2 separate regions of the Mus musculus genome follow, and region 2 is linked to region 1. A link is a loop called in an ENCODE intact Hi-C map of the cell type or tissue named here. Cell type or tissue: gastrocnemius. All regions are shown on one strand. Links, peaks and the distances in the headings refer to the core of each region. The heading gives the core; the rest is flanking DNA.

What was found. Hi-C counts contacts between places; a loop is a spot of excess contacts. Peaks named below come from ENCODE experiments on the same cell type or tissue, not always from the same donor. Only the 100,000 strongest peaks of a DNase experiment are listed, where the experiment ranks them.
Region 2: it touches region 1 in a loop (1.9-fold over the local background); 5 of 42 quality-filtered maps call a loop at or near these places.

What each region holds. Positions count from the first base shown.
Region 1 is chr15:59,050,589-59,061,039 of GRCm38, forward strand. Mtss1 (MTSS I-BAR domain containing 1) reads right to left here. Exons shown (of 15, transcript NM_144800.2): 2 at 7,773-7,834; 3 at 4,430-4,503. Among named protein-coding and RNA genes, the nearest start is that of Mtss1, 26 kb to the right of the region's middle. In gastrocnemius, for the core only: a CTCF peak has its summit at 4,366; DNase peaks (open chromatin) are centred at 2,468 and 4,449; H3K4me3 peaks cover 416 bases; H3K27ac peaks cover 3,551 bases.
Region 2 is chr15:58,990,469-59,000,919 of GRCm38, forward strand. The region is part of intron 3 of Mtss1 (MTSS I-BAR domain containing 1); the gene reads right to left. It overlaps Gm41330 (a long non-coding RNA gene), which reads right to left and starts at 4,047. Exons shown (of 2, transcript XR_875365.3): 1 at 3,974-4,047; 2 at 1-823. In gastrocnemius, for the core only: no CTCF peak of the experiment used is centred there; DNase peaks (open chromatin) are centred at 1,941, 2,543 and 4,028; H3K4me3 peaks cover 528 bases; H3K27ac peaks cover 3,991 bases.

The sequences.
Region 1 (10,451 bases), core at 2,262-7,261:
TATTATGAAAATTGATTTTTATCCACATAGTAACTACTTGTGGAAGATTTTCATAAATTTTGTTAATAACTCATGCTAAAACACCTCATGAGAATGACAACAAACCTTTCAGAGCTCTTTCCTTTGAGAAATAACACAAAAATGTGAATATTCTGGAACCAGAAACCTAGTTAAAATTATCTTGGCATTCTGAATACTAGCCCAATAGAGATGTGCTTCTACAGTTAGTGTCCGCAAACGGTGCAGGTGTGTGAGATGCGTGCAGAGAGGCTCCAAGAGAAAGCAACGCAGGACAAGGAGACGTCAGGGCTCAGCTCAATGGAATGGCTGCACTACAGTTGAAAGTTCCAAGACAGGCAAGGCTACATACACAAAGAAGAGAAGAGAAGAGAAGAGAAGAGAGAAGAGAGAAGAGAGAAGAGAGAAGAGAGAAGAGAGAAGAGAGAAGAGAGAAGAGAGAAGAGAGAAGAGAGAAGAAGAGAAGAAGAGAAGAAGAGAAGAAGAGAAGAGAAGAGGAAAAGACAAAAAGCAACACTGACAGAGATGCATAGAAAGGAACTCTTCCCTGTGTATATAGAAACATAAATTAGTACAGTCACTTGGAGGACCACAGAGGTTCCTCAAATATTAAAAATAGAGCTAGCATATGATCTAGCAAGGCCCCCTGAGTAATATTTAAAGGGAAGGAAATTGCATGTGGAAGACACATCTGTAGCTATTTATAGCAGTACAGTTCTCAGCGGTCAAGAAACAGACACTGTCAGCCAAAGGGGGGAAATATGGTACAGATATTCAATGGCCCTGAACTCAGGGCTGGAGAGATGGCTCAGCAGTTAAGAGCACTGATTGCTCTTCCAGATGTCCCAAGTTCAATTCCCAGCAACCACATGGTGGCTCACAACCATCTGTAATGGGATCTGATGACCTTTTCTCGTATGTCTGAAGACAGCTACAGTGTACTCATATATATATAATAAATAAATAAATCTTAAAGGAGGGAGGGAGGGAGGGAGGGAGGGAGGGAGGGAGGGAGGAATTGGACATAGAATGGTGGTTACCGGGGGGCTGGGGAAGGAAGGCTGATGGGGAAAGGCGAATGGTACTAAGATAGTTAGACAGAGATGTGACACTCTGCTGTGCTACCTCATAGTATGGTGGCAGTAGATGGCATAGATTGTATCTCAAAAAACTAAAGAAGAGACAAAGGAGGAAGAGAAAGACATGGGTTGGGGGAGAAGAGGGTGGAGGGGAAGGGAGGGCAGAGGAAAACAGGAAGGGAGGGGGCAGTGGTAACTCTCTTTTACCAACTTCTAACTAGAGAGATGTTTAAACACTACATCTAAAGTCTCCGAGCAAAAGAGCCAGCCTGGGAGATACTCTTTCAGCACAGTAAACGGCTCTGAGCCCCCTTAAGCTCACACGTGAACAGCCTTCTACACACTCATCCTGTCCGTGGTGACACACAGACCACTAAGATAGGTCACTCGTCTGGAGAGCCAGCACTGCCGCCCAACCATGAGGAGCTGAGTTTGGATCCCAGCAACCATACAAGCCGGAGTGTGGTGGCAGGCACCTCTAAGGCTAGAACTGGGACACAGGCAAAGACAGGCGGACCCTAGAGTCACCAGCCAGAAAGACAGGCTGAAATGATGAGATCAGTGTGGGAGGAAGACACCTGCTATCGACCTCTGACCTTCATATGAGGCACAGCCACAGGCATACCGGTATACATAAATATGGACATACGTACTAAGCACATAACAAAATTAAGATGAGAGCAACACACACACACACACACCAGACATTCATAGATGTACAAGCATTGCCCGCACCACAGCCTGTAATGGCAAATACCTAGGGAAGATACAAATCCAGCCACAGAATAATAATTAGAACTCGCTCTATCCAGGCACTGGAAGTCCATTTGTCTACTAGACACAGCGAGGCGCATCTACAGGCGACGGCGAGGAACGGTATCGGTACCGTAGTGTGGAGCAGAAGCCAAGGGGCTTCAACGTTTCCCAGGAGTGGCCATCTGAGGAGGCGTATGCAGAATCACATACACACTGAGGGTGACAAAAATGATTACCAAGGACATTAAACCTAATCTCTAAGAGGGGCAAGGCTAAATGCAGTTTTTAGATTTTTTTTTTTTTTGTAAAGAGTACAATTTTTTTTTTTTACTAAATTAAATTGTTGGAATAAGGAGTACTTCCAAGTTTCTCATACCATCACCATGGAAACAGCTCATATCAGCCATATATTCTTTAAGGCATACAGGTTCCCACATCCAATAAAAGAAAGCAACCACACTTTGGATTCTAAACTGTACTGCAAAAACAACCTGAAACCAAATGTCTTAAAGATACATCACACAGGAGTCTGTTCACAGTGACACACAGGCCGACAGCAGCAGACATCCCCACCTCCCCAGCCCCCAAGCCTGGCTCTGACCCATTACCTCCACTGAGAGCCTCTTCCTGCTTCTCTTCCAACAGTTGCCGTTTCCCCTCCCCTGGAAGCATGAGAATTTCCAGGCCCTCCAATCCCCTCCCCGCCCCCCCAAGAGGGACTCTGGGAGCAGCCTCTTCAAAACCACAGGTTCTTCCCACAGGAAATTATAGACAATCGGGGTCACCCTTCCTGCTGCCCCTTCAGGACCCACCCAGTAATTTAACAGGAAAGTCTAAAAACATGCTCTGAATTCTAGATCCTTGAGAATGTAATCCCACGCTGGGCAGGAGGCTCACAGTGGTCATCCCAGCACCCAGGAGGCAGAAGCAGGAAGACCGGAAGTTCAAGGCCATCCTCAGATGCCTTCAAAGGCACTCAGTCTTGGCTACTTAAGACTGTCTCAAAAAAGAGAAGGCTCAGCAGGTAATTTCGGCTGCTGCCAAAGATGGGACCCACTCGTTAGAAACAAGAGAACCAACTCCTGCAAGCTGGCTTCTGGCCTCCACACACACCACGGCACTTGCACAAAGTAGATAACGCATGTATGACTGACAGTTCCAGACACGGCTGAGGGGGGAAGGAGAGACACCACACGGATGGACAGTCAGTCACATTTTCACAACAGCAAACATCGGTTTGCATGTTAAGCTCCTTTAGAATCCAGGTTCCCCAAGGTTCTACAACAGGTACATCTAAGCTAAGTCATTTTAAAGGCATTTCAAAATTACATGGGTTAGTTAGTACCTTCACCACACAGACAAACCAGGTTAAGGAAGTCTGATGCTTGACGTCACGGTCGTATTTCCATGGGAATGTTTTTGGGATGCGGTTGGCGTCTCAGAAAGGAGGAGAAATGGTACTTCCCCTGGGAAAATGTCCCTGATTCCCTGGCACCAGGTTAATTGCTCACTTTCCGATATTCCCCTGGTGCTGTGAGCTTCGGCTATTACCTTACCACACATACTATTTCTGCACAGGCACTCTTTATTTACACATCTCAGTCTCCCTACTCAACGGTGTGCCTTTTGGGGACAAGGGGGAGGCATATTGGCTCTTGTGGTCCCGTGACAGTCCTGCAACAAAAGGAGCTGGAGTCTCAATCTATAAATATTTAATTAAGTGCCCACCGCCGGTTGTGATGAACCACTGGAGGTATGGGAAGGAGCCTCAGCTTTGCACTAAACACCCAAAGTTAGAGCAGGTTCACAGCTATGCAGGTAACGAGGGAGCCCAGCATGACCAGACAAGGAGCAGGCAGACAGAGTGGTTGTATGGGACTGAGAGGAAGGTGGGCCTACACTATCCACTTTCTTCTGGCACCTCTCACATGTCACGAATATTCCTGGGATTCTCTGAAACCATGAAATCTTTTCAAAAGATTTCACCTTCTGGTCACTGCTTTCATAAGCATATTTTAAATATCAGTTAGGCTCTGGACACTCTGTCTAGTGGGGTATCATCAGGACTCTGTCTCTTGTTCACAGGGTCTGCAGCCTAAGACTGGGGACAGAGAGACAGTTACGGCCCTCGAGATACTGGGCCTATCATAAAAGGATTCCTTGTTTGTGGAGAACCCAGGACAGTAGCCACATCATCATCTCCAGGACTTCCCGTTCCAGGAGGTACCATGGGAGAGCCTAAGGCAACCTGCTGGAGGAGTCACAGCAAGACAAAGGTGCAGCTCGAGGCTCTATACTAAGCGTATCCCTCGAGTTACACCCACAGCAAGCCGCCTCATGAAGGAACAGTGGCTCCCTTCCTTTCTTGTCTAGTCTTCACACACACTTCACTATCTGGGGAACTAGTTACAACTTCTAATGTGTGCAACCCCACGGAGTTAAAAATATATGAAAACTGTGAGTCAGCCAGGCTCTGATAACTCGAGCCGTATCTTCTCGGGAAGCCGCCCGGGGGAGAGAGAGAGCCCACGTGCTGGATCCAGTCAGTGCTGGAAGGCAGCCTCCCATCTGCTCACCACGTGTGTTGGTGGCCATGTCAGCCACTTTCTGAAAGGCGTCCAAGAAGGCAGCTGCTGCTACTACTGTTGTCCTGAAATGCAAACAGATAACAAAAGCGTGAGGAATGTCTCCCTGGCAAATTCATCTCAGCTCTTGGGCTAAAGCCTCCGATCCGCAGCAAGCAGAACCCTCCAGGGACGAGAGCTAGCAGGAGATAGCGTTCTCTCCCTAGCACTCAACCCCAAAGGAGGCCTGGCTGTGGAAGCTACCAAGTGAAACTTTAAGCAAAGAAATAAAAGGGAGGGGTTTCTACCCCAAAGAAGAAAGTATCATTAAAGTATAGACAGCACAGGTGACATCTGCTTGAGAGTAGGAAAGTAATTTATGTGCACGTGAACTGGCAGGGAACCAAATCTTGGAGAGCAGAAAGATCAACATTTCACTGCCAAAAAAAAAAAAAAAAAGGAAAACTGAGGCCACAAGTCAAAAGACATTTTAGAGATCACTGGTTCATACCAGAGTGACTGATGACCTGCCACTGTGACTCAAGGCCCAGCTCAACCCACTGCAGACACAGGGTGCTAGCTAGGTACAGCCTTGCTCCCTAAATCTTCAACCATACAAGACTAAAACCCTGGGTTCTGCTTTGTTCAGGCACAGGATGCTCTTTCAGAGGCATCTTCTCAAGTCCTAAAAGCAACACTGGGGAGAACTAAGGCTAGCTCCTGCCTTGGCAATCTCCTTAATCCTTACCCATGCCCGTAAGCACAACCAGATGGACGCACTAGGCACTCGATGACCTACAACATCACGAACTGAGGAATGACCAGGATCCCAACCATGACAAACCAACAAAAGTCCCCTACCAGGCAAGGACTTCAAACCAAATTCGAAGACTGATATAGTCTTCAAGTGTTTATTACATGTCTCCAGTCTCTACTGAACCTTCCTCCTATGAAGGTAAAGTCACTACAAGAAGAAGCCTCGAGACTAGAGTTCGGAATATAGAAAAAGAAATGGTCTGTCTTAAACACAGCAACAGTGTCTGTGGAACAAGAGGTTTCTAGGAGGTCCTTTAAGCCAAATTTCAAAATCAGGTCTGAGAGTTTCTAACAGATCAAGAATATATTCTGCTTAATTTTAAACAAAAGTTCCTCCCTCTCCCCTCTCTCTTCCTCCCTCCCCCTTCCTGCCTGCCTCCCTCCCTCCCTCCCTCCCTCTCTCTCTCACTCACTCACTCACTCACACACACACACACACACACACACATGCACACATGCACACATTTCATGCATATTTTTAAAGTGTTGACATCAACTGCAAACATTGAAAAAGTTACCTCTATCAAACATCCTGAGACTTATAAATAGCTCATTCTGACTTATGATGAATACCTGACAAGCTGGCTTGATTTATTTACTCTCATTCAATTCAATGCCAATCAACCCTATTTTATGGGCCAGCCGTGGACAAGCCTTGCCCATTACAGTCACTGGAGTAGACTTCTACAGCCAATTAAGACACTGGTCAATTTTGAGGACTTAGGAGCTCTTCATGACTGTCACACTGCACTTTCTGGCAGCACAAAGGACATCTTGGCCCTTTACTTGAGCTCACAGCAAATAGGGAACCACCAAGAGCTAGTGAGATGATTCAGCTTAAACACTCCAAGATAGACAGATGTGCTGCGTCTGCGGTGGTAACCGCAGCCTTTCTCCAGGACACAAAATTAAACCCTCACTTGATAAAATGATAAAGAAATGTGCCCTGATCTCAGAAGACCTAGATGGAGGGAGGGGAAGCAGGTACTTCAAAGTCTACCTTGACTTTTACTTTCTATGTTCAAGACCGGCAGTGAGCTCAGCAATTCAGGTCCCACTACTCTCGCCAGCTAAAGGCCAGGAGAATAATCTTTCTCCAGGCCCACACTGAAAGCCCATCACACAATCAGAGGCTGGACAAGAAAAGGAAGCAGAAAGGTAAATGCTTTAGTTCAGGGGGAGACCTCCTTCCTACCAGAGGGATGTTAACCTACGTGCAATAGGCACAGCGGATGAGAAATGGCCAGCAGACCAGGGTAGCCCCATGACAGAAGGCTGGTGAGCCCTTCAGAAGAAGACCCAAACATAACCCAATGAGCTCAGAAATCAAGGAGACTGTCAAGGACCCGGTAACTGGAGAAGGTACATAGCCAGGCCAATATCTACTTGGGGGTCATATAAAAGGCTGCAAATACCACCCCTCCATAGCTAAAGCTAAAGGAACCCCATGCGTTCTTGCCCAGTTCTTCTTGCTACATTCGAGGAGCCATGTACCCCTTATGCTGGGCCACGTACCTCTAGGCAAGAGCTCTGAGCAGCAACCTCTGGTCCGCCCTGGCACGGGCTTAGAAACGACAAGTCACCCTCCCTTGTCTGTCTGTCACCCAGGTGGCTCTTTTTCCAAGAACACCCCTACTCCCCGCTCCACTGCTCTGCCCTCTCATCCAACTCAACACCAGCCAGTCACTCCCCCAAATTTCGCCATCGAGGATTATCCAGATAGTCGTTCTCGGGTGTCCCATGCTTCCCGGGTTAGCCACCAAGCGCAGCCGTATCTCTTCCCACACTGACTTCATAAAGGGTGGGGCTGCAGCATGTGATCATCTGGTCCATCGGAGCATGCGGTAATGGAACAGGCTCACTAGGCCATACGGGCTTCTTAGAGACAACCGGCAGCACCCCTTGTTTGAGCAGCTTCTCCGGGTATAACCTTGAGCCGTAAAACATACTTCTAAGTGTCTAAGCACCTATCTCTGTGGTGTCTAGTAAACCTAGGATTGCGCGGCCCAGCCTACCACTGCCGAGACCCACTCCATGTAAATGGAACCGTATATCAGTCTACACTGGAGCTCTAAACTCTCTATGTGGAAAGACAATACAGGTAGATGAGAACAAACTTGGATTCTGGAACCGGACCTCTCATGTTTACATCGGTTTCTGTCACTAATGGCTTCTCTATGAACGGGCTGTTATCTGTGCCTCTGCTTCCTGACCAGGAAAATGCCTGTACTTAACCTTGTAGGGCTGATATGCCTGGCACCCAGTGGGCGCCATACAAACATTGCCCATTACTACTCTATGGAATCAACTCTAAGAATTCCTACGGTGGGAGGCAGAGCAGACTTGAGTCTGGGTTCACACGGGACTGGGGTGTGAAGGTGGGACGGGAGACTATGAATTGATACGGCTCTAGGTGCCTGCTTCGCGCTTCTCTGTCTGTGACACTTCTAAATTTAAGCCAGACGTGTGTGCCGATCCACCTCCCTCTGTCTTGCCTAAGGATGTCGCCTTCTCCTGTAGAATACACGCGTCTACTCACCGCAGCTGGGACTGTAGCTTTCCGGCTTTGTTTATGAAGTCTTCCCAAACTGGATAGCTCCCCTAGGACAGAACAAAAGCCAGCAATCAGTCACAGTGTGATGAGCCAAGCACCCAATTCCAACCATGCAAGGAACAATCTGCAGATGTGATCCTCCTCTGTAGGGTTCTGTGATATACACACTAGAGACAGGCAATAGCCCTGGAACCGTTTCAGATGTGCCTGTCCCTATAATCTTGCAAATAAACACAGACACCAACAGGAACCTAGCTCCACAAAGCCAAACACCTACACCTTGGAGTCAGCATTTTGTATGAACATGATGGGTCCAAATTTTAAAAATATAGAACATGCCCGGCAGTGGTGGTACACGCCTTTTATCCTAGCACTTGAGAGACAGGCACAGGCAGATCTATCTCTGTGAGTTTGAAACCAGTCTCATCTTCAGATTTCAAACCAGCCAGGGCTAAACAGAGAAATCCTGTCTTGGGGGAAACAAAACAAAACAAAACCAACCAAATCCCAGGATATACAAGGCTCTCTCCTTGGTCACTGGTGCATACAACATGGCTCCATCTACTCTCCTAACTTTGTCACACAGAGCACAAGGAGGGAGCCAGATGACTGAAACCCCTCCTTAGGACAGGTGGCTATCGAGAAGTAGTATCAGCCTATCAGAATCCCAAGGCTCGAAAATAACCTAAATATAGCCACCCAGCTGATGTTTAACCCCGGCATCTTTGTACACTGTGACAACAGGTGGTTTCCCAGCACACTCCAGCAAGGGACACATCCCAAGCCTGGGCCACCTAAGGCAAGCCGTCTGTCCCTGGTGTTCACAGGGCTCTAGGTCTAGCCTTCCAGAAGCGCTCAGAATCAGCACGGATAATCTTTCCTCTGTACTGAACCCTGAAGTCCAATCGTGCGTCTCCAAGGGACCCCACCGCATAGTCACTCCTTATCCTAGAGCACAGCGGGTCTCCTCCTGCTGAGTATAGCACTGACACACAGATGGGTAGGTTCTGATCTGAGCAGGGCAAGCCAGTGTGAAGCCTGCCACCTCCCTCTCAGCACACATTACATATTTACTGAGACGAGTCAGCGTCCACCAAGATGTGACTCTAAACACACCCAGTAGAGGTAAAACATGGGTGGGGATATGCTATTTGTCACTAAACCATTCATTCATAACGTGTGTGTGTGTGTGTGTGTGTGTGTGTGTGTGTGTGTGTGTGTGTCATAGTCCCAGAAGAAGATACAAATGGTAGGCATCTTGACAAGGTAAAAATAGTATTATACCACCTCTTGTTTTTGTAGCTAAGAGGAGAACGGGGCAGGGGGAGCATTAGATTAACCATTATATCTTTCGTCACAGATGTCAAGTCCCAACTGTCTAAAAGTGCAGTCGAGCGCATCTGTGTCATCACCTCCTCATGGCCACCGTGGACCAGTTCCTCCTAACCTCACTGCTGCCTCTCTGCCTCGGCACTGTCAGCGCTCTGGCTGTGTGGATCTCTGCTGTGGTGCTGCCTTGTGCCTCACAGGATAGCAAGCAGCCAGCATCTCTGGCCTCTACCTACCACCGAGATGCCAGAGGTCACCAAGTCCTTGTTATGACCAATGAAATTATCTCTAGACACTGCCAGATATCCTGCGGAGGCCAAATCATCCCTGGTTAAGCACCACTGTCTTAAGACACACCTGAAAACCTACTTCTCTGGTAAAAGAAAAGAGTCTGGCTGCTTGTTCCAAGTTACTTCTTCAGTCAGTTCTTCCCAATACTTAAAAGGAAAAGATTTTTATTTTGAAACGTATATGCATAAGAGATAACACCTTGTTAAAAATTACCTGTGTATATATTTCTCTAGCCATCCATTCTGTCTGAAATGTGCATAGGGGTTACATGGAAAGCTGTCTTATTCTTAAAATGGGTTGCTTCTGCAAGCTAAGATTTGGACCAATATATTGCTTTTTTTTCTTTGTACTTTCCTCTACAGAATGTTGTTTTGTTGTGTTTTTATAAGGGTCATGTATCACTTTAATGAAAACAATAAAGTCATTACATTAAAAAAATTTAAGACCAAATTAGAGGTTCTGGAAACGGTTACGCCATGAATTTCCGAGGAGGCCTAGCCTTGCAGTCTGGTTTGCATATGCTGCTAGCTCCCGCCCAACCGTTCTGCAATGGTGCATCTGGGACGCGCTTGGTCTCTTCTCTGCCATTTGCTCCCACGGAAAGCTGAGCTGCACCAGGGCTCTTGGTAGAGGCCCTTTGGCAGCTACATCTGAGTCATGACAACCAGCATCTAGACACTGCTCTTGACCCATAGCTCTTCTGCTGTGTTTGAGCCCTGGGGGTTATCCTCAACCCAACCACAGAACTCAGTATAATAAATGACCTCGTCATGGTAGCACACAATTATAATCTCAGCGCCTGGAGTTAAAGACCAGCCTTGGTTACTTAGCAAGTTCAAGGCTAGACGGAACTACAAAAGATGATGTCTCAAAAACACAAAACAAAAAAAGCAAAGGCCAAGGGGACTGGAGAGATAGCAAGCAAGCAGGAGGACCTGAGTGAGAGCCCTCAGAATGCACATAAAAATTCAGGGCATAGTGGTATGTGCTTGGAATACCAGCACTAAAGAGGCAGCCACTGGCAGATCCGCAGGGCTTGTTGGC
Region 2 (10,451 bases), core at 1,848-6,847, 61 kb before region 1:
CAGCTAAGACTACCCTCCTCAGCTAGCAATGAGTGAACCAGGGCAGCTGCATGCACACGCACACATGTAACATGGGAGACGTTGGAGAGGTTAGTTGGCATAGCTATAGTAATCATCTCATTATGTCAACCAAAGCTTCTTGTTGTACGCTTGAGGGTGTGTGTGTGTGTGTGTGTGTGTGTGTGTATGCACGTGTGTTCATTATTTTATTTCTGTTTTGTTGAGGCAGAGATTCACACTGCAGGGAAGGCTGGTCTTGAACCGTCTTCTTGACACAACTTCCACAGTGACGGGATTACTAGGCAAGGACTGCCGTGCCCAGATCACTTTAGTTTAGTTATTTTCCCTTTTTTTCTTTTAAAAGACAACGATCCTCAACGTACAGGATATAGAGAGGCCTAAGGCAAGGTCAGGGACTGACCTTACTCTAACAAGGAGTAAGAACAGTTCAACCCCATTGGCCTTTACCAGTTCTTCTAGGGGGGTTGGATGAAGCATTCAAGTGAATAATCCCCAAAATTGGATTATTCAAACCCTCTGAAGCACTGTAATAATAACATAAGCGTCCCCTTAGCGTGGCTCCTTCAAAATATGTTCATCCTGCTGGAGATGCTTAACGCCAACCTTATTTGTTGTCATGGGAACCCCACGGAACGTTCATCTTCTTACAAAGACCCCATGCAAGGCCGCAGCGTGTGCTCACATGCGCGCACACACATTAAACCTGCCCTGCTTCCCAGATGTTTCCCATTAATGTAGCGATCACTCACCTTTGCAAGCAGCTGCCTGGAACGGCTGCCGCGACTGGAAAACGCCACCTTCCCTGTTTTAGTAAACATAAGTAAATCTCATTTCCTAAAATAGTTTTGTGCTCTGACTGTCCCCCTAAAACCTCTCAGCGGCATACTGGACATTTGCTGACTCGGCAAATGGGCTCAAAGGAAGAAGCGTGTGGAGCCAAGCACTCACACCTGGCTTAAAAACAGAGCCCCTCATACGCAAAGCACCCCGAAAACATGGCCATCTTGCACTTCAGGGTGCAAACGGGAAGGGTCTATGTGTTGAGGGTATGGGCCATCGTTTCCTGTGGGCAGGCTGAAATGAGCTGAAAACCAGAGTTTCACATCAGCACATGTAGTTACTCCTGCATATATTCAAGGAGGCCTGTTGCTGTTACCATGCAGGATCTGTATAAGGCAAAAGAAGTCCCTGCTCTCAGCAACTGGACCAGAGTGGGTGAGGAGGAGGCATGCACACACTATTTGCTCTCTACTGGGAGAGTGCGCCAAACCTAACGCAGAGTTCAGAGGGCAGAAGAATACAGGGTTTTTGAGCAGGGAATGGGCTTCCCAGAGAGTTCTCAGCCCAGGCTGAGAAAGGAAAAATCAGGCAAGGCATGGATTAGATTAAGAGAGGGTGGGTGACTTGAAGGGGTCTGGACCCAGGTAAATGATAGCCATTAACAGATTGGGGGGGGGGGGGGGGAGGCCTGGAGAGTGGCTGCTCTTCCAGAGGTCCTGAGTTCAATTCCCAGCAACCACAACAACCATCTATAATGAGATCTTGTACCTTCTTTTGGCCTGCAGAATGTCCATGCAGGCAGAACACTGTATACATAATAAATAAATCTTGGGGCGGGGCGGCTGACTCAGGAGAGACCTTGGGAATGGTATTTTAGGTGATGTGGTATCTGGAGGTTGAGAGAAAGGCAAGCTTGCCACTGGAGGCCCACGTAACCTCCACCTGGGACCACCACCCACCCCCCCAACACACACACACATACACACACACACACACACACACACACACACACACACACAGATGCAAAAATCTGGAGGAGGCTGCTTGGGTTGGCTGCATCTCAGGGGCCATGAGGACAGCCAAATATCCTCCAAACTGTGCCAGCCACATGGACGGCCCTGTCATAAATGTCTGTTCAGATGAACGGAGAGCAATCAGAAAGCCCTGGAAATGGGCGTCTGACGAGGTGGACTTGCCCAGCATGGGGAGGATAGACGAGAATGAATCAGGTCTTTCTACAAAGCCGTTCGCCACCTCCACATTCAAATGGCAGAAGTCTGGCAAGCACCTGAAAAGCCTCCTGACGCACGCCACAGCTATTTCATAGAGAAATGTTCCTCTCCCCGCGCCTGTATTTTCCCAGTGACAGACAGACGTTGGCAATTGGAACAACACATGGCCCTGAGTCTGTCAGGCCCTGAGTGCTTGGATTCCTGATCTAAAAATGTCACTCTATCCTTTTCAGGGAAATGGCTTTCTAGGCAGAGCTCTGGGCTTTGGAGCCTCAAAGGAGAACGAGGGAAAAGACATCATGCAAAGAGCCCACACCCTTGTCTAGGGGCCAGTACTGCTGCTGCCCTGGATCCGCCTCTCAATAGCTGCACAGTGCAAGCAAACATCAGCCCTTTCTGAGCCTCAGCAGGCTCGTCTGTCAAGCGGAATACACAAACCTACATCGTGTATTATGAGGAGGGAGAGCCTAAGCTCCTTCGCAGGTACACATATGTCATTGCATATATGTCAATGCTGAGCTGTCCACGAAGGATGTTGTTGCACAGCAGGGAGCTGAACCCTTCTCAACCACCCATTGAAGACACGAGCTTACTCTTGAAAGGTGAAATTAGCCGGGCGGTGGCGGTGCACGCCTTTAATCCCAGCACTTGGGAGGCAGAGGCAGGCAGATTTTTGAGTTTGAGGACAGCCTGGTCTGCAAAGTGAGTTCCAGGACTGCCAAGGCTACACAGAGAAACCTTGTCTCGAAAAAAGCAATATATATATAAAACTTTAGGCAAGGTTTCTGAGGACTGGCTTGCAGTTCTTTGACATGGGATAACGTTATTTGGGTTTTTTTGTTTGTTTGTTTTGTTTTTTTAAAACAAAGTCCAAATGGAACAGACCATAAACTAGCAAGACAATACTACCCCACCCCACCCTACCCCCATATAGTTCAGTACCTGACTGAAAAGGCCAGCTACGACAGCCCTGCACAAAGCCTGCAGCTCTGGGGGTTGCTGTGGAGGAGCCCTGATGCTCCAGCCCAGAGCACAGCTGCACTCTCTTCACATGCATCACAAAGTCACCTTCATTTCCTTGGAAACAGACCCCGGGCAAAGTTGGAGAGTGGAATGTCTGCCTTTAAGAATTGCATCCTTGGGCTGGAGAGATCTCTTAGCAGTTACGAGCATTGACTGCTCTTTCAGAGGTCCTGAGTTCAATTCCCGGCAACCACATTGTGACTCACAACCATCTGTAATGAGATCTGACACTCTCTTCTGGTGCTGTCTGAAGACAACAACAGTGTACTTATTTTCAACCAGAGTGAGCAGAGGTCCTAAATTCAATTCCCAGCAACCACATGAAGGCTCACCACCTTCTATACAGCTACAGTGTACCCAAATACATAAAAAAAATAAATTTTTTAAAATTGCATCCTCACCATGTTTCTACCCAGAAAAATCTAGGCATCAGATTTAGCATCTACGACTTAGCTCCTTGCCTCCTGGTGGGGAGAACTTCCTCTGGTGAGACATAAACTAATGTCTTCCATTGTATGATAGAGCACCACCACCAAACAAACAAAGTACAAGCCCAACCTGGGGAGTCATGATGTTTATTGAGCATAGATGAGAAGTGCCAAGCTGGGCGTGGTGGCACACGCCTTTAATCCCAGCACTCGGGAGGCAGAGGCAGGCGGATTTCTGAGTTCGAGGCCAGCCTGGTCTACAAAGTGAGTTCCAGGACAGCCAGGGCTACACAGAGAAACCCTGTCTCGAAAACCTCCCCCCCCCAAAAAAAGTGGCTTACAGGAGTATAGGTCACCCCCCTAAGCAGCTGCACTACTAGAGTCTCACTCCAGCTCTTTCCTATAGCTGCACCCACATCTCCACTGACCTTCCATATACTAGACACTCCAGTACTCCTCAAGACCACACGTCCCACTGTACAGACTCACATAGGCTGGGTGGAGAGACACGGGAGGGAGACGCTGGAATCTCAGGCAGGGAGCCAATGACCCTCCCAGCTGCTCCTCCTTCTGTGAGGGAGGGTCACCAGCCAGCAGCCTGGATCTCTGGAATGTCTTGCAAGTTAAGAGAGCAGTTTTCATGACAGCTCTCCATACACCTACTACCTCACATCCTAGATGGCTCTAGGGCCAATTAAGTGACAATGTAGTCTATGACTGTGGCATCTACTGTATGCAGCCGGAAACCAGAGTGCAGAAAAATTATCCAAAGGGAGGTTTTAATTCAAAAAGACAAAATGCCAGGGCCAGGCCACTTAACCAAGCTCCGTAATGCAAAGGGTGATGATAATAAAATTTCCTGAAAGGACAGAACAGAAGACAGGCCACAGCAGACCCAAAGAACTGGGGGAGGTATGGGAGTCTTAATTTTACACGGGGGTAGGAGGACGGGGGTTGGCATCATAGAGACAGTGTGAGTGTGGAAATCAGAGAACAACGTAAAGAACTAGGCTTTCGCCATTCACACCACATGGGTTTCAGGAATCAAACTCAAGTAGTTTGGCTTGGCAGCAAGAACCTTTAACTCCCAAACCATCTCCCCAACCCTAGCTAGAGGGGTCATTCAAGATTGGAGTTATTTCTCACTACCCCAAACCACTCTAAGTGTCATTAGCTCTTTTGAGGATGTTCTAGGGGCACGCTATAGGGCACTGATAAGATTCTGCCAGAATGCTGAGCGAAAGACTGATCCCACGGTGGAGGCTGCCCCAGTCCAAAGCACCGTGTGAAGCACGAAGTCAGCCTCAGAGCGGCAGGCGGACACGGAGTGGGGCTCTAGCGATACTCCACCAATGGGCAGTTTGGTGGGAGGCATGCCACTTGCCTGTGGGAGGCATCAAGGTAATCTCCTACTGGCTGGAATGGCAAAGACCAGAAGAGGACCCATCAGAAGCCTTTGTAGAGACTCCTGCCTGTATACCTCACCCTCTGGGTATCACCCTAACCTCTGCAGCAGTGGACGAGAGGGCAAGGCAGAAAGACCACATCTCCATGGTGACAGTCCTAGGCTGAGACATGCTGACCCAGCTCAGACCAAGGCCTCCCTGGGCAGCAGGGCGCAGTGACTCCTGAGCCAGTAGTTTGGTCCCAGCCATCACAGCCTGCATATGAGGAGGGTTGGAGAGACACGGTGTGATATTGCTTCATTTATCTCATTTACTAAGAAGCACCCGTGTGGCCCGTGTCAAGGTGCATGTAGAAGCCTTTCCGGGATCTGCAGAGACTCCCTCCAGTGATCAAAGGGAAAAGAGAACCCATCTTGGTTTCCCCTATGACACTGAACATGAGGTTCTGACACAGGTATCTCCAGAGCTCAATGCTGCCTCAAGACCTAGAATCGTAGCATGCTACTTAAAATAGCTCAGCTACTCAGCCCTTAAGGCACGAGGGATGGCTGAGAGAACGCAGGTCAGACTGAGACATTAGCAGAGTGCCCGCTTAGGCACCTGTTCCCATGACACTACAAAGCTCCTCTCTGCGGCATAAAGTAGAAGCAGAAGGGACAGCCAGGTCCTCAGGGCAAGGTCAAAGGAGGAGAATGTGTGTTAGGGTCAGGGCTCACGTCAGAACTGCCAGACTCCAGCTCTGTAACAGAGAGCCCACATAGCAAGGAGAGGGAAGTAACATGGACCCAGGGACTTAGATGAGAATACTAAAGAGGAGTCATGGGGGGAGGGGGGGCACGGAGGTGGGATCAGCAATTTGCTGGAGTTGGGGTTATTATATCCTTAGGATTACTGAGTGAGGCGGCTCAAGAGCAAAAGCATAGGTGAGAGGTGAGAGGTGAGAGGTGAAAGGCCCTGGGTGCCAGTGTGAGGCGTCTGAACTGCCACAGGCCTCTGGGAGCCCAACAAACCCTAACGCCAGAGAAAGAGCTACTGCTACTTACTGATGCTTCCTGGGAGAATGACAGGAAGAGGCCATGGAAAGAGAGAGGATGCATAGAACAGGGTACCAAGGGCACTGATGCTGGGATGGGGGGGTGGGGGGGGCAGCGGCACACGTCCTATCTTCTGGGAGACCTGATTTTCCAGGATGCCTACCATCCCTGGACTTCCTACTGCCCCCACCACAGTCACTAGGACACAGCACAAATTACTTCTTCCAATTAAGCTACCACCACAGGATGCTAAATATGATGTACACCGGCGGGGGGGGGGGGGGGGGGGGCGGGGCGGGGCTTCCTAGCCCCAGATGGCATTTATGGCCTTCATCAGTAAGAAGGCTTGTCTCTTGCTCTCCAGGGTTTAAACATGTAGATGTCGAACCTCAAGCAACAGCCTCTGCCCCCATAGGCCCCCAGAGGCCTTCACGGGTCCCCTTAGGCCCCAGAGGCTCCCTCAGGCTCTCATGGCCCCCCTCAGGCTCCTGTAGGCTCCCTCACTTCCCCCCTCCCATCCCCAAGCCATTGTGATAGGCACTCTGAGGAAGGGCAGGAAGGAAATAAGAGCAGAGCCTATAGAGACCAGGCTATGCTATGCTCACTTTCAAGCCCACTGTCCTGAAGGCTTTGGGGATGCCAGTCAACAGCCAAAGTCAAGGTTGATAGCATTTACCCAGTATCAGCAGCACAGCCATTTTATCAGCTCAGTCACAGTGAAGGCTAGCCACCAAGGCCATGTGATGGGCCACACCCTGCCAGAGGCACTGTGTGAAATCTCACTTAATCTTCATAACTATTTTATATGGCTGCTACTGCGAGGCCGGGCAGACACGGACTTCAAGTCCATCTGGTACCAGCGACTGTCTTGCTATTATACCTCACTACACTCTGGATCTGACAGACACTTGTCTTACAGAATCCTAATATCTACAGCAAGCAGGGGCTCTTCTCTTGGGAGGGGGGCTTCAGTTATAGTGGCCCCAGAGCACTGAGAACCGGGACAGTGGGCGGGATGGAAAGAAGGCTAGGAAAGTTTTAATACAGTGTATGAAAACTGTTCTATCCTATTAGTAGTAGTTGAACTTTCACTGTGTCTAATTTGCAAATTAAACTTTATCATAGATATATATAGAGAGAGATAGATATAGATGAGATAGAATATACATTTCAGTACTTTTCTATGGTTTCTATATGTTTAGGTGGGAATGGGGAGAGAGTTCTCATTTTATTCATCAAGAGGGCAAGGAAGGAAATGAGCTAATAATGTGAGCTCACATATACAGTCTTGGGCCTTGGGGTGATAATTTAGTCAATGGCAGGATGGTGGTCTCATAAAAGGTTGCGACCTAGAGACACCATGGCCACCTTATTTTGTGTAAGCACACTCTAATGCTCACACAATGACAACCTGACTAACAACACACACATCCCGAGGCAACGCATGCGACAGTGAGCACTCAAAAGCCAGAGCCACGCTGGAGTACTGCGTGCATGGCCGATCCTCTCATCCTTCTAACTACTGTGTGAGTAAGTGCCGGGGCGATGTCCATTACATATAAATGGAAGCGTGACTCGCGATTAAGTCATTTACAGCTCCCAGTTATGGAATTACACAGCTGGATCTGGAGCTCTATGGACACCTGACACTGCAGCCTACGTATGATGTGACCGATGTGACCGTATGATGTGACCGATGTGACCGTTGACTGTGGCTGGCTTTGGCAGGCGCCTCCCATCCGAGGCACCAACTGTGGAGGCATGTGAGAGCCCCCAAGTAAGTGGCTTCCGGGCCTGTGGGAGACTGACTGGGCGAGTAGTCATCACACAGAAGTCCATGGCCCTGTCTTCACCTGCCTAGAGAGCAAGTTGTTGTTTTGTTCCCCTGGACACCACAAGCAAAGCCTCCCTCGAACCCCAGAGGAGCAAGGGGTCTCCCATATGAAGTCACCTTATTAATTAGTGCTCGCTGCTTTAATTGTGATCTTTTAAATGCATGCTACGCACATCACGCAGTCCTAAGCAGATCCCTGCTGCCCGGGGGGCCGCTGACTCACCACCCAGGGGGTCAGCGAGGACAGACGTGGGAAGGCGCAGCTCCGTGCACCAGGCCCTGCTCACTCAGTTCTGCCTGAGGCTCCCTTCAGCACTTCATCTGTGTCTTGGAATAAGAGTCCTCTTTTAAAAACGTTCCAGACCGTTCACACACATTGATAATTGTCCCAGAAATAATGACGAGGGGCAGGAAGCCACCTTGCATCCTCCCCCAGAGAGGGCACTGTCAGAAGTGACCTGTATGAGCCCTCGTTCCAAAAGGGCTGTGGACCCTGCAGACTCCAATCTAACTGACCTGAGGCAGTGGCATTAAATGGGGGCCACTGTCCTCTTGAGAAGCCATCTGTCAGCAGAGTCATCAAGAAATGACTTTGGGCCTGGGCTATTCCTCCGGCTGTCAACCATGTGGGGACTAAATTGAGGTGGGGTTGGTGCAGAAACAGGGAAAGAATTGGAATTCCTGTGGGAGAAGGAAGGGCAGGGAGGGAAGAGAGGGTCAGAAGCCACTGACTTAGCTTCTCCTGAGCATCCTCCATCTTCTCACAGCAACTCTAAGAAGAGGGCGAGGGTGTAGGATGATGATGTCAGGAAATGGGGTCTCCAGCAAGGCAAGAAGGCTCCTCCACCTCTCCCTCCGCCTTGTGGGGTTTTAACAAGACCCGGGCACTTGAAAAGAAACCGGAGTTGTGCCAAGAACACGGGCTTTGGAACACTCTGGGCCCAGGCCCAGCAAGTACACAGTGTGCGTGCTATGTGATCCCAGGTAGTCAGGTGGCCCCAGCCTTCGTAGTTCCCGGATACAAGGTGTCGGGCATGAGGCGACACATGCCCACCATGAGATCCAATAGAAACGAGTAGTGCAGGAGACGTGTCTGGTGGCACTGCGAGCCAGAACCCAAGTGCCAATTCCCACCTCTCATTTCTTTCATAATCCTGGAAACCTTTGGCTCGAGTGTTCTAGAACACTTGCTTGGTGTGTCGTAATGCTCAGCTGCCCACCAACGTGTTCCTGAATCAAGCAGAAAGCCCTGAAGTTAAGCTCCTAACCCATGCCTAGAGCCAAAAGTACAGTTGAGTAAGAAAAGATAATAATGACTAAGGGTAGAGTGTAAAAATTTCATCAGCAGACACACCATAGTCCCAGCCCACGCTCCAAGGTCTTACCCTTGCTTCGAGAATACACGTGCATGCGCATGCACTCCGAACTGAAGTTGAAGGCAAGAGGGGAGCTGCCAGGGAAACAGGGAGGCCAGGGAAGGTCGTCTGGACCTCGATTCCAGGAAGGCTTGGCGTTTCTGAGGACAGCTAAGCTGTCTCTCCACTGACACAAAATGTCCTTTACTCTCCAGAGTCAGCAAACATAGTGAGCTGCTTTCATAACAGGGCTCTGCCACACCTTGAAGAGCATGTACCTAGCCAGGCGTGCAGAAGCCCCGGTACTGGTACACTGGCCAGATCAGGTCCTGCTGGCACTGCATCCCCCAACCCCCACCCCTTCCGCTAACCTTGATGTTCCTTTATGTTCCCAGACTTGGATGACAGCCCCAGTGCACAGGTGACCTCAAGCTGTGGTCAACCAGCTCCATGCTGCACCTCATCCCAAGCTGGTTGTATCTGTCAAGATGTCTTTCTTGGCTTCTCTTTATCTCAGAGCCACTGTCAGGGCTCTTGTCAGGAAAGCCCTCGGCCTCCCAGCTCCCATCTACCCACAACTAGAGCCACCTTCAGCATGGGTCCTCTGCCAACTTCCCCCAGGGACCTTGTCTCATCATGCCCTCTAAAGGTGATGGTGGAGAGACCATGGCTCCCTCCATGGCCCAGCCATGAGGCCAGAGCTCGAGCTGCAGCTAATAGGACATCAAGACTGAGTTCTGGAACATGCTGTGGTTGTGGCTTTTTGTTTTGTTTTGTTTTGTTTGCTTTTAATAAAAACAACTAGATCAAGGGAAAAGGTAATAAGCAAACCTCCTGTTTTTTTAAAAAGATTTGTTTATGTATCTTATGTGTTTGTTATGTGCCTATGAGTATGTGTGAGTACAGAGTGTATGTCTGGTATCCTCAAAGGACAAAGGGCATTGCATCCTGCAGTTGAAGTTACATGTGCTGGTAACAAAACTAGGTCCTCTACCAGAACAGCTGAGCTGCCTCTCTGGTGCTTTGATCTTGCTTTTTAATGACACATACATTAACTACCAATAAGTCCCCCCACCCTCCAAGTTTAACATCTTCATTTGCAAAAGGAGGACATCTGAGTCCCTCCATCCTCACAGATCCGGCAGTGTCTGCCTCTAACTCCTGGGAGAGAAGATGTACTCAGGGACACCCCAGGAAGACTTTCAGTAAAATACAAACTTTTGCTACTGGCTATCTCTGGAGTCTGACCGAGTCCCTCGAACTGTAGACTTCTTCTAGAGGATGGCTTCTCTAGACTTGGTCATTCCTGTCCTTGTATTCTTGTGGATGGTCAAAACC